2 separate regions of the Homo sapiens genome follow, and region 2 is linked to region 1. A link is an interaction called in ENCODE POLR2A ChIA-PET data of the cell type or tissue named here. Cell type or tissue: MCF 10A. All regions are shown on one strand.

Region 1 (8,000 bases):
TGCTTGGGCCACGCTGTCTTTTGGGAGTTCCACAGACACCCATGACTGTCACGCTCTGTGGCTTTTGCACACACTGTCCTCTGCCTGACACTCTTCTCCCACACATCGGTGCAGCTCCCCGCCTCCATCTTTAGGTTGCTGCCCGAATGCCCGTCCCTGGGGGGCTTCCATAGTGCCCCAGTCTAAAATGGCCACACCTCTTCCCAGTTACTTTCCATCCTTAGGCATGCTGTGGTCATTTTCATTTAGCATTTAGCACCGCCTGACATATGATTATCATGTATGGCATTGCTTACTTGCATGTTGTTTCCCTCTCCCACTTGGAGAGTCAGCTACACAGAGACAGGGGCTTCATTTTGACTGCGGCTGTATCCTCCATGCCTCGGACAGTGCCTGGCACATAGTAGAAGCTCAAAAAATGATAGATTTAAAAAATAATAAAGGAAAGGGTAAAGGAATTGACGTCATTTGGGTTATCTTTAAGCCTGACCACTTCTTCCTTGCTAAAAAGCTTAGAACCAGCTGGGTGTGGTGGCTCACACCTGTAATCCTAGCACTTTGGGAGGCTGAGGCACGCAGATCACCTGAGGTCAAGAGTTTGAGGCCAGCCTGGATAACATGGCGAAACCCTGTCTCTACTAAAAATACAAAAACTAGCTGGGCGTGGTGCCATGTTCCTGTAGTCCCAGCTACATAGGAGGCTAAGGCAGGAGAATCGCTTGAACCCAGGAGGCAGAAGTTACAGTGAGCTAAGATCACGCCACTGCACTCTAGCCTGGATGACAGAGCGAGACTCTGTCTCAAAACAAACAAACAAACAAACAAACAAACAAAAAAAACACAAATCGGTGTACTGTCTTTAGTAAGTGTGCCAGGAGTTCATGCATCAACCTCTACCTAGTTTCATTGGTTCCCCTTCCTTTATTTCTCTTTGTTGTTATTCCTCTTCTTGAGATATACTGTATGCAATTTTAAAGCTGTCTTTGGAGACAGGGTCTCACTCTGTCACCAAGGCTGGAGTGCAGTGGCATGACCACAGCTCACTACAGCCTTGACCTCCTGGACTCAAGCGAGCCTTCCACCCCACCTCAGCTTCTCAGGTAGCTGGGTCTACAGGCACGTGCCACCACGCCTAGCTAATTTTTTTGCTTTTTGTAGAGGCGAGGTTTTGCCATGTTGTCCAGGCTGGTCTCGAACTCCTAGGCTCAAGCAATCCACCCATCTCAGCCTCCCAAAGTGCTGGGATCACAGGCGTGAGCCCTCCGGCCTAAAGCTGTCTTAAATTTTGACATGTTATGGAATATAATAAAATAAATTTTAAAACAGGTTTTTTTTAAATGTCTCCAGTGTCTGGCCTTCAGGAATGGCTGTTTGATCTCTGGCCACCATGGAGTAGGAGAAAGACACTTTGCATGTTCCTGGCTCACAGTGCTGAGTGGACATGGGTTATTCTCATCTCAAGAGTTCCTGGGAGAATTCTTCTGAAGATGTAGAAATTCTCCCAGGGGCCGAGTATGGTGGCTTTTGCTTGTAATCCTAGCTGCTTAGGGGACTGAGGTGGGAGGATTGCTTGAACCCAGGAATTCAAGGCTACAGTAAGCTATGCCTGAGCCACTGCACTCCAGTCTGGGTGACAGAGAAAGACCCTATCTCTAAAAAAAAAAAAGAAAAGAAAAGAAAAAAATTCTCCCAGGGATCATCAGCTGCAGAGGAAGAAAAGAAGAAAAGATACACTCTTGAGGACCTCATGGTCAAAGAATACTGAAAAACAGCGCCTTGGGGGAGGAAAGTGCATCTTCTTACCCTGTGAGATGTTGTTGGCCCAAAGTTGAAAGGAGAGCTTTAAAACTTGCCTGCCCTAAAGGGCACAGAGGCGGCTTCTGGGTTAACCGCCTAGGTGCCAGCAAACTCAGGAACAGAGTGGCATTGTCTGGCCAGCTGGGTTCCTGGAGAATGCCTCTGTACTGGCTCCCCGCAGGGGAGGAAGGCTCCTGGGGACTGGCAGCAAAGCCTGTCCTGAAACACTTCCCAGATCCACAGACTGTGCTTCTCCTCTCCCTTGGAGGTCAGACCCTGCCTCTGACCTTTGGGATCCAAGTTTCCAAACTCTCTGCTCACACAGTCCCTGCCCCAAGACTGCCCAGAAGAGTACAAACGCCAGCCAGGCACAGTGGCTCACGCCTGTAATCCCAGCACTTTGGGAGGCCAAGGCAGGCGGATCACTTGAGGCCAGGAGTTCGAGACCAGACTGGCCAGCATGGCAAAACCCTGTCTCTACTAAAAGTACAAAAATTAGCTGGGCATAGTGGTGCATACCTGTAGTCATAGCTACTTGGGAGGCTGAGGCTGGAGGATTGCTTGAACCTGGGAGGCAGAGGTTGCAGTGAGCTGAGATGGCACCACTGCACTCCAGCCTGTGTGACAGAGCAAGACTGTCTCAAAAAAAAAAAAAAGTACAAAAGCCAAGCAAACCTACAAGCAGTGGCAGAAGCTTCTCCAAGCAGAAGGTTGCTAACTCCAACTAGCCCGTTCGCCAAAGAACTGCGCAGTGTCTTCAGACACTCCGTTTCAACTCTCAAAGCTGGGTCATAGTCAAGGTGAGGATCCCTGGTGTTTTTCCATCCAATTTCTTGGCCTCAGACTCCACATGGCTTCAGATTACATCACTTTTCTACTTTCTTTGCCTCTTTTGTGTTATGTTGGCCAACAACACTTCTCTCAGCTGCTGAGGACAGTCTAGTTGAGTCAGGGAAAAAAAATCTAGGGTCTGCAAGACAGAAATTCAAGCATAATTGTTCTGGAGTAGTAGTCAAATACGGTGCATCAGAATCACATACGGCAGCAGCTCTAAAACTTGACTGTGTTCAAGAGCCGCTGAGGGACCTGTGGCAAAATGCACCTGTTAAAAAGGAAGCCATTGGCCAGGTGCGGTGGCTCACGCCTGTAATCTCAACATTTTGGGAGGCCGAGGCGGGTGGATCATGAGGTCAGGAGTTCAAGACCAGCCTGGCCAATGTGGTGAAACCCCGTTTCTACTAAAAATACAAAAAAATTAGCCAGGCATGGTGGCAGGCGCCTGAAATCCCAGCTACTCTGGAGGCTGAGGCAGGAGAATCGCTTGAACCCGGGAGGCAGAGGTTGTGGTGAGCCGAGAACATGCCATTGCACTCCAGCCTGGGTGACAAGAGTGAAACTCCATCCATCCACACCCTAGATAGAGCTGTCTATATAGTGGGTCTGGGGTATGGCCAAGGGACCTGCATTTTTAACAAGTACCTCAGGGGATTGGAGGCAGCCGGTCAGGGGACCACCCCGTGAGCTGGTTAATAATGCAGGTGTTTGGGGCTGGCCACACACCTACTGAATCAGAATTGGCAGCCCTGTGTGTGTCATATTCCTCCAGAAAAGCCCAGCACAGTGCTGAGTTTGGGACCCACTGCTGCAGAAAGCTCATTCCAGAAAAAATAAGCCAGGCTTACACTTTTAAGGTCCCCTTTCTCTCTGGCCACTTATAACTGCCCGAAAATCAAGGCACATTATTGCTGGCACAGAAACTGAAGGAAAACTTGCACGTGCCCCAGCAGCTGAGATCCTTAAACAAAAAGGACTACAGAAATGACAAGCATGATTGTAAGAACTGTACGCAGCTTTTCTTTCTTTTCCTGAGTATGGTAGGAATCTCCAAGGTGAATGTGGCCTCCTGGAACTACCCACCTGGCTGGAAGACTGTCCTGCTCTGTGCTATTTGGGAGTAAGCAAGGCAGCCGCAGCCATATCTGCCTGTCATCCAGGAGCCGGCGTGGCTGGCATGAGTCCTGAGTGGCTGCATATCACCACCAGATGGACTCCTCCATGCCAGGTGCCAGGTTGCTGCAGCTGCCGGGGAGTGTTCCATCAGCAGGACTGTCTGCACCTGGACAGAATGATGTAACCTACAGGAACGCAAGATTCACAGGCGTGCAGACAAGCCTCAGAAAATTATCAGCCTCAGCTCCGAGTTACGGCTGATTCAGCTGCAGTCTCTGTGGTCAGACTTGCCTGTTGAGGCAGGCTGCTTCTCCGGTGGACTGGATGGCGTCACTTGGAATTTATATTAAAGCTGAAGTCTCCCTCAAACTAATGTAACCCTTATTTCCCAGTCCTCGTAAGACAAGTGGAAATCATGGGCCAGGCTTAAGCTTAGCTGATGATCTGATCTCCCAACTGCATTGGGTGCCGCTGGGGTCACCTAAGCCATTGCTCCCTTTCACTCCTTCAGTAAACATTTACTAAGTGTCAGAAATGATAGTAATCGCAAACATTGTCTGAATGATTGCTGGGGTCAGGCATTGTGCTAGACTTGGCACCAGCATCTTCTTATTCAGTACTCACTAAGCTGAATAAGTTTGAGTTCATTTCACAGGTGAGGAAACTCAGCTTCCCAGAGGCAAAGCAGCCTGCCTAAGGCCCCACAAATAATGAGGGGTAGAGCCTCTCATCCATCCACTTCAACAACAAGCCTTACCCTCTCTGTGGGGTCTTCCCCATGGCCTGACACTGAGCGTGTAGACACTGAATCAACACACACAATGTCAGGTCATGATTCCCCAGCCCCTCTGACTGGTCCCTTCCTCCTATCCATCAGCTGTCTCAGGTAGGCTCAACCCTACCATCCCAGGCTCCTTCCTCCTGCCTTATCGCCACTCTGCTGACCTTCCCTGCACCCCTCTGACTTCTAATGCCTGGCCTCTTGAACCTGGTGTTCCTCAGAGTTCTTTGAGACTTAGCCCCCAGGACGTTTCTCCCAGGAAGTCTTCCCTGACCCACCCCTCCTCCACATTTATGACTCCATTATATGATCGCAGTGCATACCAAAGATGCCTTTGTCTCAACATAACATCCCATATTAGGTTGAAATTTTTGGTTTCTATCTGTCAGTATCTTTTATTAAAATGGAGTTTCATGAAATGGGACAGCTGGCACCAGCACGATGCATGGCGCACGGCGGGTCCTCCATGGATGCTTGCTAGACTGAGCACAGCTGACTCACAGGCCTCAGGCACCAGGGCACGGGCAATAAAGACAGTGAACCTAATATTTTAACACAAGAAGGAAAATACAACCTCACAAATGTCACTCATACTTGGAAGAGGGAAAAACACAACTGAAATATGGTCACCAAAGAATATAGGGAAGGATATAACACACAGGCTGAACTCACGACCCTGTAGTCTGACCACCTGGGCTTCGGTCTTGGCTCCCCCACTTAAAACTAGTGAGATTTGGAGCAAGTTGTTTTCCCTCTCTGTACCTCAGTTCTCTCATCTATAGAGTGGGAGTAGATAATCTTACAGGGTTGTATGAGGATGAGATAATTCGTGTGCAGTGTTGAAAACAGTACGTTGTTCATGTTTGGATGTTATCATATTTTTTGTTCATAATAAATGGATTTACTAGAAAGGGGTGAGGGAGGAAACTAAGAAGAAACAATGGTCATAATATTTTTGATTAAGAGTATGGTACAAACCCTCAGGTCCAATTTTTTAAAATGCAGGTCAGAAGTTACCACCCAAAGGTGTACAGATTTTTTTAAATTTTCAATGAGCTGCCTATTTAAAAATGAAGAAATTTTACATTATGAGAAAGAAATCCAGACATCCAATTTCTGTCGAAAAACTGGATGACTTCGCAACTCAGCTTCTACTTGCCCCCGGTAATAATTGTCGGGATTTGTGTATCACTGCCCACTTCAGGGTGGACACGTGCTCTCCAGCTCACGCGACCCCTCCAGGCCCTCCAGCTTCTTACCTGGCCTGCTTCATGCTATAGGCATTTGAGTTTGTGACCTCAGGAAGAGAAGATGTCTTCACAATAACAATATACACAGTTTTCCTCTGCTCAGAACCTATCACACCTCTTTGGTACATCTATCATAAAACTCAGACTTTAACTGCTCCCTCCTCCATCTGGGAGCCCATCTTGCCTCACTTCCTATGACTCCCCATCCATCCTCCCTCCCCACCAGGCTGCCCCCGGCCCCCCTCCCACCCCAGCTCCTCCCTGCTATGGGGCTGGCATGGCCTCTCCGTCCCCTCTGCTTTCCCAAGTCCCCGTGCCCTGTGAAGGTTTAGCTCGTGTCCAGACACCCTAATGAGCTTCTTCCCCACTCCCTAGCCCACGGGTGGTCTCCCTTTTCCAGGCTTGCACTGCCCTTCGGACAAGGGTAACTACTATTACAGTACGGCTGTGTCTTCTTAGTCTTTACTCTGAGAAGAAGCCTGTTCTTATCTATGCAGTTTCTCTCCTTTTCCCCTGCCCCTTGGGGCTTCTGTCCTTGCTGGGCCTGTTCCTGAAATTTTGTGATTTACAACAAAACCAGAACGGGAGGGGGAGAGATTGGAAAAGAGGTATGGGAGGTAAGGGGAAAAGGAAATGAAAACAAGGGCAAACTGAGGGTGTGCTGTTGAGAGTGAAAAAGAAGGCAGGGGGCCCTGCAACAGCAGCTGGGTGGGAGGGAATGGGAGATGAAGCCGGGGAGGGGACGTGTGCAGCATTGCACGGCTCCCAGCTTCCTTGTATTTACCCATGCTGTCAGAACCATGTCGTGTGCCCCCTTTGGTCTGTTTTCAGGCGGCAACCCTGCATTTCATGGAGGACTGGAAGCTCTGTGAGGGCTGACAAATTATTATTTAGTGACCCTTACATCCCTCAGAGCCTTCGGCCCAGGGCTGAGCCCAGGGACTGCACACGTTCATGCAGAATGACTGACCTCAGTATCCCCAGGTGTCCTCAGGCAAATGACCTGAAGAAGACACTGAGCATCAAGAATGTAGCCTCTTCGATTTCACCTCCTGGCAGAAGTGTGATGAGATCAGATACCACCATGGTTTTGCGTCCCAGAGAATAACCAGGAAGATGCTCTGGAGGAGAGAATAGCAGTTCTCGAGCGAGAGCTCACATGGAAATCACCTGGGAGGGGAGGGGTCTTGTTAAACCAGAGATTGCTGGGCTCCACCCCCAGAGCTTCGGATTCAGCAGGTCTGGGCTAGGACCCCAGAATGTGCTTTTCTAACAACTTCCCAGTTGACGGGGATACGGTTGGTCGGGGAGCCACACTTCGAGCAACCCAGCTCTAGAGTTCAGGGCTGAGGTCTGATCCAAAGCCACTTCATCCCACCACTCTACAGAAGGAAAGTGACATCCCCTCCCTCTCTAGCAGGTGACTGTCCCCTCTTCATAATCCAGCACATCACTCAACCCACTTCGGAGCTTTATGGAGACTATAGATGCTCATGGCTGAGTGGAGGGTGTCCTCTTGTGGCCCAGATAGAAAATAACCTGAACTGCAGTGACCTCACTCTCAGCCTTAACAAAGTTTGCCAAACATTGAATTTTATCTGCCTGACAAAAGATCCAGGGAAACAGGATGTTCACCATTCACCGGATCTGGTCCATTGCAGAGGAGGGGCCAAGGGTCCATTCAGCATGAGATGGGTCAAATACTTTGCCCAAAAGGTGTCCAAGGATGGCAGAAATGATTTGTACTCATGACTTTGGGATTTTATAGGGTGGGAAGGTGTCTTAGGAGAATAGTCCAAACCCAGATACTCACAGAATTCTCTGTTGAAGGATACAACTTTGAAAACATGAGTTAGAAGTAAACAATTTCAAAGCCTTGGAAACACCATGTGACTAAGAAGAGACCTTAGAATGACTTTGAACCATGTTTGGATTTGTTCCCTGAACTTTCCTGAGATGAGAAAGCTGGCATCATGAACTGTGGGCTAGTGTAAGAACACTGGAGCAATTGTCACCAGCTCCATCACCAACCAATCTGGTGCAAGCCAGCCCCTTCTCAGCATTTAGCAGCCGTCCAAATACCGTTCTGCGATTCACTGCCACCTACTGCTCAGCCCGGAATGAGCAGGAGTTGGTAACTAGGACACAGGGGCAGTGGAGCGGCGCTTCTCAGAAGTTTGGCTTGTATTAGAATCACCTGGAAGGCTTGTGAAAATGTAGAT
Region 2 (8,000 bases), 180 kb before region 1:
AAGTGGAAGAGAACAAGGAGCACAACATGGCTGAGTACCTAACAGTAATGACAACAGCACCTAACAGCACTGGCCCAGGCAGACTGAGAGCAAAGCCAGCGCTTTTAACCCCTACTCTATAATGCCCACACACACGCAAACTCAACATGTTGCATAAAAATGTACTGCAGAGAGGACCGAAGTGGAATGCTTGTAGAGGACTAGTTTATCGACAGGTTAGACACAAATGAAAAACTATTTAAGCTGAAGACAGAGTAAGAGAAATTATTCAGAATACAGTCCAGAGACTCAAACAGATAAAACATGTAAATATTTGTATTAAAAACATTTAAATATCTCCAGAGGGAGACAATAGAATGGGAAGGAGGCGAAACTCAAAGGGATAATTGGTGAGAATTTTCCAGAGTTATTGGAAGAGACCAAATCTCAAATCCTGGAAAACCAAAACCTCCCAAGCAATAGATTAAAAAAGAAAAAAATCAAAGCTAGGGCTATCATAATGAAATGTAGAATATCAAAGGAAGAAAATAAAGCATAGGAGCAAAGAGAAAAGACAGGTCACCTCCATAGAAATGCATGTGGCCTGCTGTGGGAACACTCAGAGGAGACTCACAAGCAGGCAGGAGGCGAGAGGCAACAGCCAGGAGGAGGGAAGAACTAGGAGCATTCAAGGAGCTGCCCAATGGCGGGGACACCAGGGAGCCATATGTGCCCAACTGTCTCTTCCAAAGATAGCTACATATCACCTTCTATGCCACGTGCTTTTCCTACAATGAGACTTTGATGCCCCTCCCATGGAGAGGCAGGGTCTACCTCCTCCCCCACTGAAACTGAGAGGGCTATTGTGACCATTTTAACCAATAGATAAGGTAAAAGTAAGGCTCTATGACTTCTGAGATTAAGTCATGAAAAGGCAATGCAGTGTCTACTTTAGTTTCTAGAACATTCACTCCTAAAACCTTTTGCTGCCCTGAGGCCACCATGCTGTGAGGAAGCCCAAACTTGCTAATACAGAGAGACCAAATGGCGAGGCCCTGGGAGTATGCAGAGAAAGAGGGAAAAGGGAAGAAAAGGATACAGGAGAGAGGATGACAGCTGTATCTGGCCAGCTTGAGCTGCTTCAGACCCTCCTTGTTCTAGCTCTAGCTACTGTCTGCTTAGTACTTTATGAGAAACCTCAAGCCTGAACCACCCATCCAAATGCCCCCTGAATTCGTGACCCACAGAAACAATGAGAAATACTAAAATGATTGCTGTTGTTTTAAATGTTGCTAAGTTTTGGGGTGACTTGTTACACAGCAATAGGTAACCAGGACATCTATGTTGCCACTGGCAGCTCTCCAGGTATCAAGTGGGAGTGGGACTGAATCAGTTTCACAGGATGAGGTTATTCAATAATTTTCAGCATATAAAAATATTTGATACGCTTGATATTGTATATATGTGAAATACAAAAATATTTCTTAACTGCAGTTCCTAACGTAAGTTAGAGCTAAGAGTAATCATCTTATTTTAGCGATTCTTCAGCCTCTTAGGCTTCCTGAACTACTATATAAAAATTTTTTAAATTATTAATTTTAAATTTATGATGAAACATAAATATAACACTGGAGGTGTTACTTTATACATGCATTATAATCATTATATGTTAGCCAAGCAAATCAAACATCAAATTTTAAAAATGAACTCACCCCTTTTCCTCCTGACTTTTGGTCAAATGGTACCATGGTGATTTGTTTGGAATCCCGTTGATATGTACAGTAGTGCTTCACCCAAGAAGTTCCAAAGTGACCTGAAAGGTAATATTTCCCATAAAATATCTATACATTCCACTGTATGCTATACATCATGAGCTGGAAAAACCACAACCCATAATTCATAATGCTCATCTACCCTACCCTTAAACTATGTTAGAAGTAATATATTCTCCACACTAGCTAGAATGAATAGACAGAAATCTGATCCCACAGGCTCAAATGAAACCAACCCCGGGATTTCCCCCAGGGACCAAAGAAGACTGTTTCCCATTGATGCTACATCCAGTGGGTCTTAAAATACAACGGAAGTAAAGGTTCCCTGGGGAAACTAATCCCCGTTCCCATCATCAAGCCCCAACTGAAGTTTCCACTCTCTTCACTGACAGGAGTAAGATGATTGAGGAGAGAACGCAGAAAGCCTCCTCCAAGCGCTTGTGACCATTCCCATCTGTTGCGATGACATCATGCTTCCCACACAGCTGCTCTGTGACTCTGTGCACAGACATCAGGGGTTCTGACCTACTTCCAAACCCCTAACTTACTTTAGCAGAACTCAAGAAGATCTGAAAAGCAGACAAGGAGAGCTCAGAGACACCAGAGATGCAGAGTGGAAGTGACTGTCAATGCCCACATGTAACCTCTAAGGACTATGTCCCTCAAGATTAGTATGTCACCTCAAGAGGGAGGTGCCATGCAGTCGTATTCTGGCCAAGTCTCTGATTTTACTCAGTGCTTAGCCAATTACTTGAAAACAAAGCACTATTAAAGGAAGAAGGCATTAGTCAGCCTGCAAAGGACTTCAACCAATACTAGTTTTAGGTGCTTATGGAGATCACACAGCAGAAATTGTTAAAAAAAAAAAATTGTTTAAACATAAAGAGAATTAGCAGACGTTTAATAATTATCAATGGTATGGCATGACTGCCAACTGCAAGTGTTAGATGTCATTTAGTAAACTTAAAAAACAAAACAGTAAATGTTTCCACTGGGCCGTCAAGGACAAATGAAAATACAAACCATCTTAGTGTATTCTTACAGACTGGGGAAAAAATTCCAGTAATTGAACAACACAAAGATTCCCAAAGCACTGTATCTTGGACAACTTGAGCATCAAGATAAATAAGGACAGTTATAAATTATAGCCTCCTGAACAAAAGAGGAACCCATAAATCCAAACTGACAATGGAAAGATGGATAACGGACGGACGGATGGATGGATAGACAGTAGGAAGGGAGAGAGGGAGGAAGAAAGAGGAGCAGGACTCTTCCTTACATAAGTACACTGAATGGCAACTATTAAATGTGGAGGGGTTGGTGGAACTGAGAAGTCACCATTTTGCAACCATCATAGTAAAGATCAGCTCAGGCAAGGATTGTCAATGGATGCTAAATCTATGGAGGTAAAGTGTGATAAGGAGAAGGATATTTACATGATCTTAAGGTGTTACCTTCAGATTGCTAATTAGTTACAAGGGGAAAATAGTGACTGTATAGTGGAGAAACCAGACAATACCTTGACTGGGTGATCAAAATTTACATCACCACTGAGGGGCAGGTCGACACCACATGTGTCCAGATGTGGCCCCAGAGAAGAACTCTTATGTAGGATTTGACCAGAGATGCATAATCCAAATCTAATCATGAAGAAACACCAGATAAACCCATGCTGAAGAAAACTGTATAAAGGAACTGGACTGTGTTGTTCAAAAATGTCAATGTCATGAAAGACAAAGAAAAGCTGGAGAACTGTTCCAGATTAAAGGAGACTAAAGTCATGACAACTAAATGCAGTATGAGGTTCTGTACTGGAGAACAACAAAATGCTTTAGAAGGCCATTATTGATACAACTGGCAAAACTGGAATACGGACTGTAGTTCAGATTAAATATTGCACCAATGTTAAATTTGATATTAGGTTGGTGCAAGAGTTCAATTGCGATTTTAGCCATTACTTTTAATGGCAAGAGTTCAATTGCGATTTTAGCTATTACTTTTAATGGCAAAAACCATAATTACTCTTGCACCAACCTAACAGATGTGTTTACATAAAAAGAATATCTTTTATTCTTAGAAAATACTCACTACTGAAGAAGCATGGTATATGCAACCATATTCTCAAATGACTCAGAAAAAAGTGTGTATGTGTGTGTATGCAAGTTGTACTCACGTGAATACTCACACACCCACACAGAGAGAGAAGGAATGATATCATTGTGGCTAAATGTTAAAAATTGATGCACTGGGTAAAGGGTTTATGGTTGTTCCTTACACCATTGTTGCGACTTTTCTGTATGTCTGAAATTATTTCAAAATAACAAGTTACAAAAAATTTAAAATTAAAAAAAAAGTGCTGTATCCCCATCATGTGCTCTGGACTGTGTTAGGGAACAAAAAAGTGTCCTCATGATAATCAACACACTAATGTTGAAAGAGCATGTGAAGTGTCTGAATAAAAGTGTGTGACATGAGAGTGCAAAAAAACAACATTGATTTTATATATGTAAGTGAATGATATATTAACAAATTAAGTATTATAGGTGGACTTTGAACTATATTTTTAGAGTCCTAAAAATTTATATTTTCAAGTAGACCTAAAACCTTTTGCAGGGATCTTCTCACTGGGCAAAGAGGGGATCACTTTGTATTCAGGCATATACAAAACACACAGCTGAAGTAGCTACATTTCTTATAAACCTCAACAGGCTCATCTCTGTAAGAATAAGGAATGTAATCCTCATCACAGCCAATACTCCAACACCACTACTGCCCCAGTTACCAGGAAACTTAAGTCCAAACAAATTTTTGAGTAATTACTAAATAGAATAATTAGTGAAACCAAGTATTTCTATTCTATCCCATCGGAAAGCTATTAGGAGTGAAGACATCTGCCTAACTCTACATGAAGAGCAGGACATGAAAGAACACAAAACCTGCAAAAATCTGAAAAGACCAATGTTCTCTACCAAAGGACTAGGAGAAGAATTACCCACTAAAGAAAAAAACATTCACTTTCTTTCGTTCCTAGCATTGCATACACGAATTAAGTCTGAATGTGCTATCCTAAACGGCACGGCCCCATCACAGAGCCTTTCCCCAGCCATAAGGCATGAACTTGTGAGTCATCACTAAAATGTCCATGTTAGCAGCACCTGGCATTCCTTTCCTAGACATCACTGGCAGAACAATGAGTATTCTTGGCTCTTTTTTTTTTTTCTTTTAAGAGACAGGGTCTTGCTCTGTCACCCAGGCTGGAGTACAGTGGTGGCAATCTCAGCTCACTGCAGCCTCCACCTCCTGAGCTCTTATAAACCTCAACAGGCTCACTCCGGTAAGCAATCCTCCCACCTCAGCCTCCCAAGTAGCTGGGCCCACAGGTGCACACCACCACACCTGGCTACTTTTTGTATTTTTGTAGAGACAGGGTTTCACTATGTTGCCCAGGCTGGTCTTGAACTCCTGAGCTCAAGCAATCCACCGACCTCAGCCTCCAAAAGTGCTGGGATTACAGACGTGAGCCACCGCATGCAGCCTTCTTCTTGGCTCTTGAAGTGAGCCTTTGTTCCTACTTTTCATAAAATTCAAGTGTTGGAATGAAATGAGTTGAGGAGAAGAGGAAAAAGGCCTAAGTCATGATTGTTTGGGCCTTGCTGAAACAATGTCAAATGAAAACAGAATCACCAAGTATTAAGTCTACCAAAGGATACACTGCTGATAGATAACAGGGGCCTAGCATGTAAGACCTTTCCAAGGCTGCTATGCTCAGGGTATGGTACATAAAGCTGGACTAGGGGTACAGGAACCCCAAGAGTAGAGTAACATTAGAGAGAGAAGAGCAACCACAGAGCCTTAAAGAATTGCAGGTTCCCAAAGGAATTCCCATTCATAAAGAAAAACAAAGGTAGACAAGATTCTGTGGACATCATCTTTCTCTTTGGAAAGGTGAACTATAAAATTGTTCTTGTTATCCAAGCATGTATCTACAGTAAGGTAGGCACTGCTGAATACATCCTCCACCTTCTAGGTAAGAGGCCTGAGTACATCCCAAGCTGTTGCTAGTCAAAGCACTCACGTTTCTCCTGCACGTAGAGGTATCCCTCCATGGTGTAGGGACTGATGGTCTTGTGCTCAAGGGGATTCTCCTTCATCTTTTTCATCAGTGATTCCACTTCTGATCTAGTGCCTTCAAAGCGATTTCTTGTCTAGGATGAAAATAATTTTATTCAAATCAAAGAAACAAAGTATCTGTTTTAACAATCCAGATCAACCTAATAGAATCCTTAGATCTAAAATGAGATAAAGGACATTCAACCTTCCAGGAACTGGCCAAATACTCCCTTATGACAAGTATACTTTGGCCTTAAAGTCCTATACCAGAATGACTCTCAAACTCTAGTGACTATCAAAATCACCTAGGGATCTTATAGAAAATGCAAATGCCCAGCCCTCACTCCTACAGATCAATTCAGCACCTCTGGATGCCAAAAAGTGTGTTTTACGATAAGCCTCCCAGGTGATTCTGATTCAGATGCTCTAGGGGCCTGTATGACTTAAGGACCTAGGCGTTCATTTCTCCAGCTGCCATGAATGTTGCTTGCTGATGGCTCACAGATGAGTCCCTCCTTAAAAGGGGAGTTCCTTCACTCAAGGTCAGCCTGCACCCAATGACTAGACAAGGCTAGAGGAAAGGCAGAAGGGGGTTGAAAGCCTGGCCCCCTTGCTTGTATTCAGGGCGACTTTGAAGGATCATCCCAGCTCCAGAGCCTCCCCTGCACTGAGACCTCTGCTGCATCTGCATCACAGCTCTATTTCCCCCTCTGCGAGTCCAGGTGCCCTCACTCTGTCACAGGTGTTTTCACCAGCATTGCCCCCACCTCCAGTAAGCCCACTGCATGTCAATCTCGATTTCAGAGCCTGCATTCTGAGAAACCTGGCCTAAGGGGAAGCCATGCTTTGTGAAACCTTTTCCAAGATTCTGCAACTTCCTGTTCTCTGAGACAACACTGACTACTATGTAACCTCCAGGCTTCTAAAACCCATGCAGTACAACCCACATGGACACAAGATCACCTAGAGACAAAGAAAATAAGAAGAATAACATGGTCCAATCCCACAGTGAAGAAGGGGGCTCAAGCCCCAGTGACTGCTAACCAAAAAGCCCTACGCAGGATTCTGTGCACCAAAAGGTCCTGTGTTTAAACCTTGGGAATGCTGACCACACTGGGAGCGAAGCACGGACTTGGATTTCCTGCCAGCCTTCCTAAGAGTTGGACAAGAGAACATCCTTTGAGCTGGAGGCCAGCATGTGTCCCCAGCCCCCATTCCCAGAACACACACTCCACACGGTCTCATGTAGTCAGGCAGCTAGATGCATAGAATGGAGGCTGGGTTGGGCTGGGATTTCCACCGCCAAAGGAAATCCTGACTCCAATGCTACAGACGCTACAAATTTGAAACATAACCAGCAGCAGCACTTCCGAGAACATAAATAGGGCTTTGAAATAATGGAGAAGAGGATGATGGTCTAACTCAGAACCACCAAGCACTCTAGAAACGCCTGCCCCTAGTTTCCCTCTGAACCCAAGCAAGACCCACCCTCCTCACCTACATTCCAAGCCACCTGGATGGTTTCTAGGGCAATCAGGCCCATATTTTGTTTTTCCTTAACCAGATAAAAGAAGCCTGTCCCTATGCCCACTCACGTTCTGTATGCTAATGGTTAACTGTGTCTTGAAGTCCCCGAAATCCTTGGCCAGTTCGTAACCATGGTGATAGAAAGTGAAGAGTCCTTGCAGGAAGGCCAGCAGCTGTAATGAAGGAAGAAAGGCAAAGGTCACATAACCAGGTTGAAAAGAGGTATTATGTAGCTGTATCTGAGCTCCCAACACTGGCTTGAAAGTCTAAAATAAAGAATAATAATGGCTGACATTTAAAGAGCACCAATTGTGTGCCAGGCACTATGCCCTTCCATGCCCTGGGTGAGTACTCACAACATCCCATGACCTAAGCACTACTGTTATCCCCATTTTAATAATGAGGAAGCAGGTTCAGAGAGGTTAAGAAACTTGCCCCAAAACACACAGTAAGTGGCAGCCAGAACTTGAAACCAGGTCTCCTTGGCATCAACACCCATGCCCTTGCCCTGTGGGCCTCACCACCTGCTGAGAACATCATTTCCTCAGAAACCAAAGACCAGGGTTCTGACTCAGTTTCCCTCTAGTACATTTGTAGTATCAGGTTATTACA

The links. ChIA-PET counts read pairs that join two places held together with the same protein. Peaks named below come from ENCODE experiments on the same cell type or tissue, not always from the same donor. Only the 100,000 strongest peaks of a DNase experiment are listed, where the experiment ranks them.
Region 2: POLR2A ChIA-PET joins it to region 1 with 5 read pairs; 2 of 35 experiments call an interaction of 5 or more read pairs at or near these places.

Annotation. Positions count from the first base shown.
Region 1 is chr5:142,717,015-142,725,014 of GRCh38, reverse strand. No RefSeq gene overlaps it. Among named protein-coding and RNA genes, the nearest start is that of LINC01844, 25 kb to the left of the region's middle. In MCF 10A, CTCF peaks have their summits at 3,871, 7,291 (motif pointing left) and 7,906 (motif pointing left); DNase peaks (open chromatin) are centred at 3,954, 7,284 and 7,864.
Region 2 is chr5:142,901,496-142,909,495 of GRCh38, reverse strand. It overlaps ARHGAP26 (Rho GTPase activating protein 26), which reads right to left. Exons shown (of 23, transcript NM_001135608.3): 7 at 7,457-7,561; 8 at 5,827-5,956; 9 at 1,692-1,792. Among named protein-coding and RNA genes, the nearest start is that of ARHGAP26-AS1, 37 kb to the right of the region's middle. In MCF 10A, no CTCF peak of the experiment used is centred here; a DNase peak (open chromatin) is centred at 4,885.